Regions from separate parts of the Mus musculus genome. Here region 1 is linked to region 2. Evidence: chromatin loops called from intact Hi-C (ENCODE). Cell type or tissue: heart. All regions are shown on one strand. Each heading gives the region's core, and the rest is flanking DNA. Links, peaks and the distances in the headings are about the cores only. Region 1 has its middle 54 kb from the start of S1pr1. Region 2 has its middle 72 kb from the start of A930005H10Rik.

The links. Peaks named below come from ENCODE experiments on the same cell type or tissue, not always from the same donor. Only the 100,000 strongest peaks of a DNase experiment are listed, where the experiment ranks them.
Region 1: it touches region 2 in a loop (2.2-fold over the local background); 3 of 42 quality-filtered maps call a loop at or near these places.

Annotation. Positions count from the first base shown.
Region 1 is chr3:115,766,215-115,771,597 of GRCm38, reverse strand. No RefSeq gene overlaps it. Among named protein-coding and RNA genes, the nearest start is that of S1pr1, 54 kb to the right of the region's middle. In heart, for the core only: no CTCF peak of the experiment used is centred there; a DNase peak (open chromatin) is centred at 2,637; H3K27ac peaks cover 1,156 bases.
Region 2 is chr3:115,813,636-115,819,018 of GRCm38, reverse strand. No RefSeq gene overlaps it. Among named protein-coding and RNA genes, the nearest start is that of A930005H10Rik, 72 kb to the left of the region's middle. In heart, for the core only: no CTCF peak of the experiment used is centred there; DNase peaks (open chromatin) are centred at 2,948, 3,298 and 3,698; H3K27ac peaks cover 3,088 bases.

The DNA of each region.
Region 1 (5,383 bases), core at 130-5,129, 47 kb after region 2:
TCACTTCACATCCTGCTCAATGTCCCCTTCCCACAATCTTTCCTCCCAACCCCCTTCTACTTCTCCTCTGAGCAAGTGAGGACCCTCCTGGGTATTTCCCCAACCCCCATATCCTAGTACATCAAGTCTCTGCAAGGATAGGCAAGTCTTCTCTCACTGAGGCTGGACAAGGCAGCCCAGCTAGAACATATCCCCCCGAACAGGCAACAGCTTTTGGGATAGCCCCTGCTCCAGTGGTTTGGGACCCATGTGAAGACCAAGCTGCACGTCTGCTACATATGAGCAGGGAGGTCCAGCCCCAATGGCCCAGATAATTGACTCTGTTGGACTTCCTGTGGCATTCCTATTTCCTTCTGTGTCCACAGTCCCTCCTCCTATTCTTCCGAAAGAGTCCTCCAAGCTAGGAGCTATATCTTAGTAAAGATCATATAATAGTGAAATACATGCATAAAGTCCCCTTGTCAGTGCTATTTAGTAGCAATCAAAACTGAAAATTTCTTCAATGGGAGAATAAACATGATGTATCATAATAGAATAGCATGCAGCCCTGAACAATCATTTTGTAGGGGGCTAGAGAGATGAAGCTGTAGTTAAGTATCTCTATCGTCCTTGCAGAGGACTAGAGTTTAATTCTCTGTACTTGCTTGTGATTCCATGCCTCTGGACTCTGCGGCCATGGGCACGTGCCCCCATTCAGTACACACACGTATAGATATGCACTCACTGATAAGTGCATATTAGCCCAGAAACTTAGAATACCCAAGATACAATTTGCAAAACACAAGAAAATCAAGAAGAAGGCAGACTTCATTCCTCCTTAGAATAGGGAACAAAATACCCATGGAAGGAGTTACAGAGACAAAGTTTGGAGCTAAGACAAAAGGATGGACCATTCAGAGACTACCCCACCTGGGGATCCATCCCATAATCAGCCACCAAACCCAGACACTATTGCATATGCCAGCAAGATTTTGCTGAAGGGACCCTGATATAGCTGTCTCATATGAGGCTATTCCAGTGCCTGATAAATACAGAAGTGGATGCTCACAGTCATCTATAAGATGGAACACAGGGCCCCCAATGGAGAAGCTAGAGAAAGCACCCAAGGAGCTGAAAGGGTCTGCAACCCTATAGGTGGAACAACAATATGAACTAACCAGTACCCCCAGAGCTCATGTCTCTAGCTGCATATGTAGCAGAAGATGGCCTAGTCGGCCATCATTGGAAAGAGAGGCCCCTAGGTCTTGCAAACTTTATATGCCCCAGTACAGGGGAACACCAGGGCCTAGAAGTGGGAGTGGGTGGGTAGGGGTGCAGGGCAGGAGGAGGGTATAGGGAACTTTTGGGATAGCATTTGAAATGTAAATAAAGAAATTATCTAATAAAATTTTAAAAATCAAATAAATCTTTAAAGATTCATTTTGTAGATATACATTGATTGAAATAGCTGGCAGTGACTGATTAAAAAACAACAACAACAACAACAACAGCTTGCTGAACTTTGTGTGTATATATGTCTGTTTTGGTAAAGTTACATGTATGAGCCAGAATGGGCATGTCTTCAGACAGAGGTATTCAGATGGCTTTAATAAATTGTCAAAACAATGCTTCTTTCTGGAGAGAATTAGAAATTGCTTTTCTATTTGCTCTGTATTTTCCAATTTTGTTTGGAATTTCAAACTAAAGTTTTAATATTTGTAGAATTTTTCAAGTGACTAAGACTTTATTACTTCTAACAAAGGGGCGGGCTTGGAGACCAGCTTTTTTCGTGGGAGAAAAGACACCCCCCGCCCCCCGCCTTCTCAGTCCTACATCTTCCGAGCCACTCCCTCTCACATCCATCCTTGCCCTTTGTCGATTTCTGTGTTTTCAACTTCTCACCCCAGATGCTAACCCTCCTAACTTTGTCCCTACACTCTCTGGAATAGTCCCTGGATTCTTAAGCAACTCTGCGACAGTACCGTGGACAAAAGCTAAACGACCCCTCATCTAGCCCACTTCAGAATGTTCTTTTCATATGTATTCTTGAACAGAGCGGCAGAGTAATACAGAGAAGCCATTGCGATGACTGGATGAACATTTCTACCCAGGCCCAGGGTAGCTTGCCAGCGTCATGTACTAAAAGTCCCACTGAGGCATCAGAGAAGACAAGAGATGGATGGATTCCAGGCTCAAGAGCTTTGTCTCCTGAACATTGCAAGGAGCTGTTTGTGAGTGGGCGTAGGATTTACTGTAAGTCACATCAGACAGCGATCGCTCTTCTTGTCTGTTTAGACTGTTCGGAGCTCGGGAAGGATGGAAGACAAGAGAAGTAACTGAGGTGGCACTGTGGACACGGTATTTTTCCCTATTGCAGTTTTGTTCTTCAAACAAACCAATCCCCATAAACAATCAAGCCAGGTTAGTCAGACACAAGCATACACTTAAGTGTAGACAAAAATATTAGTCAGTGGCCAAGGACTTGGAGGCTGGGGAAAGATGGACGTCAGGCCGTATCTGCTTCCTGCAGCACATTCCCTGGGCCACCACTGCCCAGCCACCATCTCAGGCTTGCTTGTCGTCATTGAAATCTTTGTCGTTTGGGGCTGACTCATCCAAACCTTTCAAGGGCCAGAGCGTTTCTTAGTATGCCCTGACCTCGTGCCAAACTATTGTTTCCCACTACTATTGTGTACAAGACAACGTGTACTAGAAATGCGAAACAGGAAGCGCCATCTGATCTGATTATGGGAGAAGAAATTTTCCAGCGTCCGCATGCTGATGTAATTATTTCAATACGACCCCCACCCCTGCTCACCAACAATGGTCTTTGCCACCACAGGCATATCATCTAGCTTTTTATTCTTTTTTTTTTTTTTTTTTTTAAGAGGAGTAGAACACTGTGGACTGACAACGTGGCGTTTTACATTCTATTTTAAGTAGGTTTTAGGGAGTCCTTTTCATTGGCTTGGTTTGGACATATGGAACATCTGGATTTGTGTGTGTTAAGTTTTATTTCCTTTGGAGCATCCTTAATTTATTTTACATAGGATTGTTTGTTCTCCAACCTCAGTGACCACAATCACTTGTCCTGTTTTGTTCTATTTGAAGACTACACTCCACTTCCTTAGCAAATGATGCCTGGGTTGCTGGCTCTTGGTTCTGTGTTTCTGTGATACTTCCAGTGGCCTTTCTAAGCACAGGTAGTCAGTCTCTTTCTAGTTTTATCCCATTTGCCTTCTTATCAATTCACTTAGGAGTGGAAACGCTGTACTCACAGAGGAGAAGGGCTAAACCAAAGCTTAGCTGGGTCTAAGAATGAGATGATCAACTCTTTTTTTCCCTTATTCATTTCTCCTAAGAAGTCAGCCTTAAGCTCACTATGGATCAGAGGATGAGCTTGAATTCAGGATTTTCCTGCCTCTATCTTCCAAGTACCAGTGTTACAGGTCTGTACCACTCCAACCCCCATCTTTGTATTGCATATCGCATGTGTCTGTTAGGCTCCTGATCATCCCATTTTCCAGTTGCGTGTTTCCTCCAGATTTACAGATTCTGAGAATTCCTTTTTTTTTTTTTTTTTTTTTTTTTTAGTAAAATGTTATCACAATATTATTCCTAATGTCTTTGTGAATTTCTTAATAGAAGTTCTGGCACTCTCTGTACAAAGTGGGTTTTGTTTTCTTTTAACTATTGTGAATAGAATTTATTTTTAAATAAAAATGAACAATAGTCAAAACAAAACGTTTGCCTTTGAGCTGCATTTCATACTTATGAGGAGAAAGGTCATCACTAATGAACTCGATTCTCACCTTTTAATGTTTCTAATCTTTTATAAAGATTTTAACTAGAAAGGTTTTATGCCAATTGTAAATGTGTACATAGGTTCATTATGTTGTATAGACTTTGGGTCTGGATAATTTTGATGTGCGGTCAATTCATTTCTTTGCAAGGCATTTACAAAAATAAAATTCATTTTAGCTAAATTTCAAATTATTTTCACTAAACTTTAAAACTTTAAAAACTAAACAGTTTGTTGATATTTTTTTAATTGTGGTTATTTATGGAGAGAGGCTGTGAGGAGGCTTAGAACAACTTGAGAGAACCAATTCTCTCTGTCCTCTATGTGGAACCTGGGATTGAACTCAGACCTTCAGTCTTGGCAGCAGACATTTTTTATGCACTGTGCCATTTCCAAAGCCCAATTAAGTAATTTTTAAATGTGAGCTTTGTGATCCTTTTTAACTTTCTGATTTTACTTGGAGCCATTTATCCTAGAAACATGACCAATTTCAAAACCCAGTAATCACTATTTTATTGAAATTATCATTCTGAAAGAGAGGATTCAGGAAAGATAATTTCTGAAAACCTGGAATTATCTGTCTGGGTCTAAGCAACAAGTTATAACACCAAATCTCAAGTAGTTGTCAAACATATTTTGTGCATATTCAGCCCATGACTCAATTGAAGATAAAACCTATAGGAGTCTTCTGAGCCAGACTCCCACTATTGCCGCAGAAATTCCAACCTAAGAACAAAGAGACAATATTTAGGAGTTTTCTTGTCCCACTTCCTAGATGCCAAGAAGATAAGGTAGCCCAAGGGAGGCTCTTCTTAGGCCCACAGCCCTCCCACTCCCCAAAGCCAGAGACTAGCTTCTGTTCTTATGGAACCCATGAACCTCTAGAATCTGTAGGAAGGAATGTGCTTTCTCTCTCTGTGGTACTACACAGCCGTAGGGCCAGCAGTAGACTTAAGTAGCAACATTTAAGAATTGGTTTCTAGCCAAGTTTATGCTGTTCCATGACCAAAAACAATCAGCGAAGAAGAAAGAAAGAGAGAGAGAGAGAGAGAGAGAGAGAGAGAGAGAGAGAGAGAAAGAAAGAAAGAAAGAAAGAAAGAAAGAAAGAAAGAAAGAAAGAAAGAAAGAAAGAAAGAAAGAAGATTCAATTAATAATAACTGTCTCTGTGGCCTCAAGTATCCTATATTTTGGAAAAAAATTTTTTTACCTGCAGTTCGTTGAATATGTTGAATATGTTGAATACACTGAAGTTTAAGTTTTGATTGCATAGCTAACTAGGAAAAAGCTCTTTGTATGAGAAACAGTTTTGTTTTTACAGAACGGCTATTTGAGAAGCAAGTGAGGTCATTGGGAATCCTGTTTTAGGAAGGAGAGGTGGGTGGGGAACACCGAGCCAGAGGAAGTCCTGTGTCAGAGGGCTCTGAACAGACAGTCCTCAAGTGCCTCCCTTAGCCTGGGCTACGCTGTTATTTCAACCTTTCATAATAGTTTCATTTTGCTTCCTCGCATGAGCTTGCACATCCGACAAAATAACCAGGACACTCACTTGTTTTCAGGGTTCCTCTCCCTGCTCTGACCAGGTCTAGCAGTTACATTTCATC
Region 2 (5,383 bases), core at 331-5,330:
TTATTTGCCAGGACTCTGGTAGCAAAGGGTCTAAATAGCACAGCTCCGATGCCCTCAAGAGGACCCCTGGCTCTGTGGTAACACGGAAGGGAAGTGAGAGGGAAGCGACTGCCTGTGAAGAAGAAGTAATCCTTTCCCGTGAGACCTGACCTACCCCCCCATGAGACAGCATTAATTCACGTGGGAAGTATAGTTCTCTAGGATATAATTACCTTTCTCTCGGCTCCACCTCCTAACTCCTGAGAGACCCAAGTCTGCAGCACCTGCACTCCTGGAAGCTCAGGCTTCATTTAACCGCAGAGGGATCAGTTCAATGTGTCCAAAAGTAAACTCGTCTTCTTTCTATGTCTGGCACGTTTTCTGTTCCCCTAGTATCGGTGAATACATCATTTTCAGTCTAACTGTCCTGTCCAAAGCCTCGGGACTTGTGCCAGCTGCCCTGTAGCTCAGTGTCTGCATGCAGACCCTCGCAGATCTTCCTCCATTTTGCTGTTCTCTCTACTGCCCTTTACCGAAGTCTTGGTTCAAATTCATGCCATCTGTATTACTCGTTGGTTTTCTGGTTTCGCTTAGCTGTACTTGGTTCCTTAAGTTATGTTTAGGCTGCTGGAGATAATCCATACCATGCATCTCACCACTGCTTGCCAGCTTCCTTCCTGAACTACCCGAGTTCTGAATATATTCTGCTTTCCAACTAATCCATAGTGTGTGTGTGCGCGCGCGTGCGCGTGTGTGCGTTCATTTAGGATAAAACACTGGGTTTTACACATGCTGGCCAAGTATTCTACACCGAGGTACATTGGTAGCCTTGACGTTTTAAATATAATTTTTAAGCTGGCTAATACTTCTACCTCATTGTTCATTAAACTTCTACTTCTAGTCTGTTTTACTGAATTCCTAAAGTATGCACCACACTTGTGCGTGTGCGCACACACACACACACACACACACACACAGTCTCATCCTCAGTTGTGTTTTCTCCACTTAGCCCACCCTTTTTTCAGCACAGACAGTGGAATCTTTTTGTTTAAATGGGTGAAGCATGTGGCAGTGGGTGGCACACACGGGTGGAGATGAGACTGTAGGAAACTCCAGACGCCAAGCTGGAGAAAGAATACCTGCCTTTGTTGCGCCTTTTAGACATGCTGTCTCTGGGGCAGAGAAAGATCAGGTAAGCAACCCTGGTCACAGTAAAAATTCTAGACCCTCTTTCTTTCTGGTTTGCCTTTGTGCTTGCTACTTACTGCACTGATCTGGGAGACAAGCTCTGCCTGTTCCCATTGCTAAACCAAGGTGCATCTCAAAGATCCTATGTCTCATGGATTTGGGGTCATTCTGTGGTAAACCTCCATGTTCCTCTCTACAGTTTACCCTGTCTTTCTGCTACTCCAGTGAGCACACCCCAAATCAGCCTTTGGCCTTGGCACCACCCTCATTATTACCTCTCAAGGCCTAGAGTCAAGGCAAGACATTTGGCAGTGACCAAATGACTATTTTCCAAAAGGAAGAAAACACAGAAGCAGGTAGGTCTTTGAGTTTTCAAGGCCAGTCTGGTCTACATAGCAAGTGCCAGACCAGACAAGGTGACAAAGTAAGACTCTGTTCCAAAAAGACAAAACAAAAAAAGAGAGTGGAGGGAAGCGGTGTGAGAGAGTCTGGAGTACAATCACAGTGATTTCTGAAAAAGCGCTTTGTTTTAAATCACTTGGAGCCTTGTGTCCACACATCAATGTGCAATTCATATACAGCCATTCCTTCTCTCATAAACTTTAGTCCGCTAGCCAATCATTTTGCTAATCTCTAGAACAAAAGATTTTCTAAGAAAGATCTTGTCTGTGTTTTTCACAACACTCGTAATGTGAGAAAAAGAAATCGTCCCATTAAAGACAACTGCAGTAAGATAAGTGTGCCAGTGGAAACACACATAAGCACAGGGATGTCTGGAGAAATTTACAGTCTTAGAAGTGACATCTAATGCCCAAAAAATCTTACCGAGGGCTCTCCACAACCTTCTCTATCTTATGCTTCCCAAACCTTTTTCTTTATCTCATTACATGTTCAGTATCTCATCCATATACTTATCAAATATACTCGGCAGTGTTGGCTTACAGACCCTTCCACTAGACTACTCCCAACAGCGACCTAGCAACAGCTTGAGTCATCATCACCTCTACCATTACTACCTGCTCTGCTGAAAGAAAGCATATAAAGGATTGTGCTTGCTACACTAACCTCCCTCCCTCTCTCTCTCTCTCTCTCTCTCTCTCTCTCTCTCTCTCTCTCTCTCATACACACACACACATATCTCTTTCTCCTTTCTCCCCTCCCACATGTTCCCAGCTGGCCACTCCTTATCTGACTCCCCTCCCCTTTCTCTGCCTCTACCCCTTCTCCAGGTCCCTGTTCTCTTCCCTTCCCCCACAATAAACTTCCTTTATACTAGGTCTGTCACATGGCATGATTCTCAGGGGGACACCTTGGCATGGGCCCACCAGGTACCATCTTACTTCATCGCTGCCGCATTATATTTCATAACAGACAGGAAATTTGGGCAGTTATTACTAGCAGAAGACTTTAAAGAAATCATTTGAGACAGTGTTTCAGTATGTAGCCTGGAGTAGCCTCTAACTCACTTGTTTCTGCCTCTCCAGTGCTGGGTTAAAGGCATGAGCCACCCTGATAAGCCAAAAGACATTGTCATACAGTTTAGTAGACAACAAGAGAGCCATGACAGCAACTTATTCTGGTATACAAAACAGTGAGTAAGGTTGATTTATATTAAGTATACCACCTTCTACCATCACCACATACAGTCCCAAATGACAATTTAAATCGAGTCAAAATCATGTCCTCTTAGATGTGGAAAGCATTTCAGCTTTCCTTGTCCCCGCATCTCCTCCTCTGCACTTGCTGGGCTCTTCCTGCTTTAGGCTGAGGTCACTTAAACATGTGTTTCCTACTCACGTGGGAAGGTTGCCAGTCTCTGACTGACGGTGAGGAAGGAAACAAAGGATGAAAGTTTATCTTGTATTATTCACGTAGTAATAACTAAACAGACGTTGAAAAACCACAGCTTTATTTTGTACATGTTTGGAGGACTTGTAGAGAGACAGTTTAGCTCCTATAGTGAAGAGATGTGTGCACAAACCACCACGGTGCTCTCTCCTAGTGTGCTGGCACACACCTTCGGGCGGGGTTGTGTTACTGCTAACGGATTTAGTTGTGGTTTACTGCCACTTTGAACTATCAAGGTTGTTTGATCCAGCATTAGAAGATTGCATTTTATAAGACCCAAGGCAACACCCACTACAGCTGTTGGCCCCGTAATGTGCGTCACACCTCAGACAGCCTGCCCAGCCACTGCTTTCCGGTTCCTGTTATTGTCTCAAAATGCCAAAGTTTGGAATTAAAAATCACTCCCAAAAGCCCTTGACTATGATTCTGTGAGCAAGTGTAAAAAAGTGCACACAAGTATGTAAGTTACAATCAAACTTAAAAGTCTAGATATGCAGTGTTAGTTTCTCTTAAAAAGAAATGTAAAAGTATTTGACAAAGCAGCAGTCACACTCTCTCCGCTCAGAGTTCTCAGCTTTTATCAGTGTGCTGGCTCTCCAGCTTTAGATTACAGTGTGCTCCAGTGTCCTCTGCCTGAAGCACTTCTTGGCGTCCTCATTTCAGAGTCTGACCTTGCACTCAAGAAACTGCTTAGTCAAAGCTTGCCCGCCTCTCAACAGTGTTAGGACACATCCTGGTCATTTGTGAGTTCTGAAGTCTTCAACACCAATGGGCTTTTAGCTGCCAGCACACAGGTCCCTCTCTCGGCTTCCTGATGGAAATGAAATGTTCTTTGTGATCTGAGCAGTGCTCAGGTCCCTGGTTTGGCCTCCATGTGTTCTCTGTCTACTCTCACATGACAATCATTTATTTTTTTAGCTTAAAAAAGAAAATAAAACTCTTAGAAACACAAAATGCCAAATGCCCATGTAACACTATGAGGACTACAGTGGACTATTGTGTAGAAGATTAGCTGCCTCCTCATCGCATACATGTTCGTGTCTGTGCATGTGTGCGTGAGTGTGTGCGCACGCGTGTGTGTGTGTGTGTGTGTGTGTGTGTGTGTGTGTATACATATGTGCATTTCATGTTAAATCCAATACCATATTCTGCTCTACCCTCTTCTCTACATTCTATAGATTTCCTGCTTCTTAGACTTATGTCATTTAAATATGCACGTACATGCATATTTTGTTACAAAAAGTAGGTAATCAGAGACAAACAGATGGCTCAGCTTGTTAGAGCCATCACAGGGCCTGGCATAGGATCTGGGTTCAATTCCCCTAACTCCAAGGAATCTGATGCCTTCTTCTGACTTCCTCGGGCACTATGCGGTACACATACATACATACATACATACATACATACATACATGCAGGCAAAACAGTCATACACATAAAAATAAATACATCTAAGAAATTGGACTATATTTATATAATCCATTATTGGAAATATATTAAATGTTCAATAACTTGCATTTTTCCTTAGTGGAGAGGAGATCGTGGGAATCTTTCCTGGTTAGTGGACTAGCTACCTAGTCTTTTAAAAGACTTCATAGTGGAAGGATGGGCTTACAAGATGCCACTCCTACTCGAGAAGACCCAACTCTTACCTGAGAATCTATACGCAGTTAATTATTAATGGGGGAGGGAGAAACATTTTCTTCAGTGGTGTAGCCATTGGTAAGGTGTCCCTTGCTAAAGTGGATGGCAATTCAGCTACCCTAGTACTACTGTTCTTACAATGTAGATCGTTATCTTTACTGCAGGGGCCTCTGTCAGCCGATATAGCCCTGGGAACCTGAGCTGGGACAAGAGCTGCAGCCTGGCCTGCTTCTTGATCCTATTGGATCCATTGGATCCATTGGCCATCAGAGCCTTAGAAACCTGGCAATGTTGGCATGACCATTCTTTCCAAGTTCAAGGTAGGCAACAAAAACAAGTCAGTCATATTGGTAGTTGACACCCTTTTGTCATCTTGGACGTTAAGAGGTCCTGGAGCTTTGGCGCTGCACTTGTAGCCTGGAATGTGTTTGCTTGGGTCTTCTTCAAGTAATTTCCACGCTTGTTGGCAAAAGCGTTGTTAATCAAAATAAACCCTTCCTCCCTAGTTTGCCTTTGTTGGGGGTATTTTATAACACCATGAGAAATATGACTAAGGCAGTCTGTCCCTCTGCTTTCAGCCCCTGGTCACCTCTCCAGCATCCTTTCTCACTGCGTCCTAGGTCCCATCAAAATGTTAATATATGCACACGTAAGCATGAAGTTTTTTGAGACCTCCAGACACCTAAAAATATCAGTTTACCTATGTGAGATGGTGTTTTGTGCTT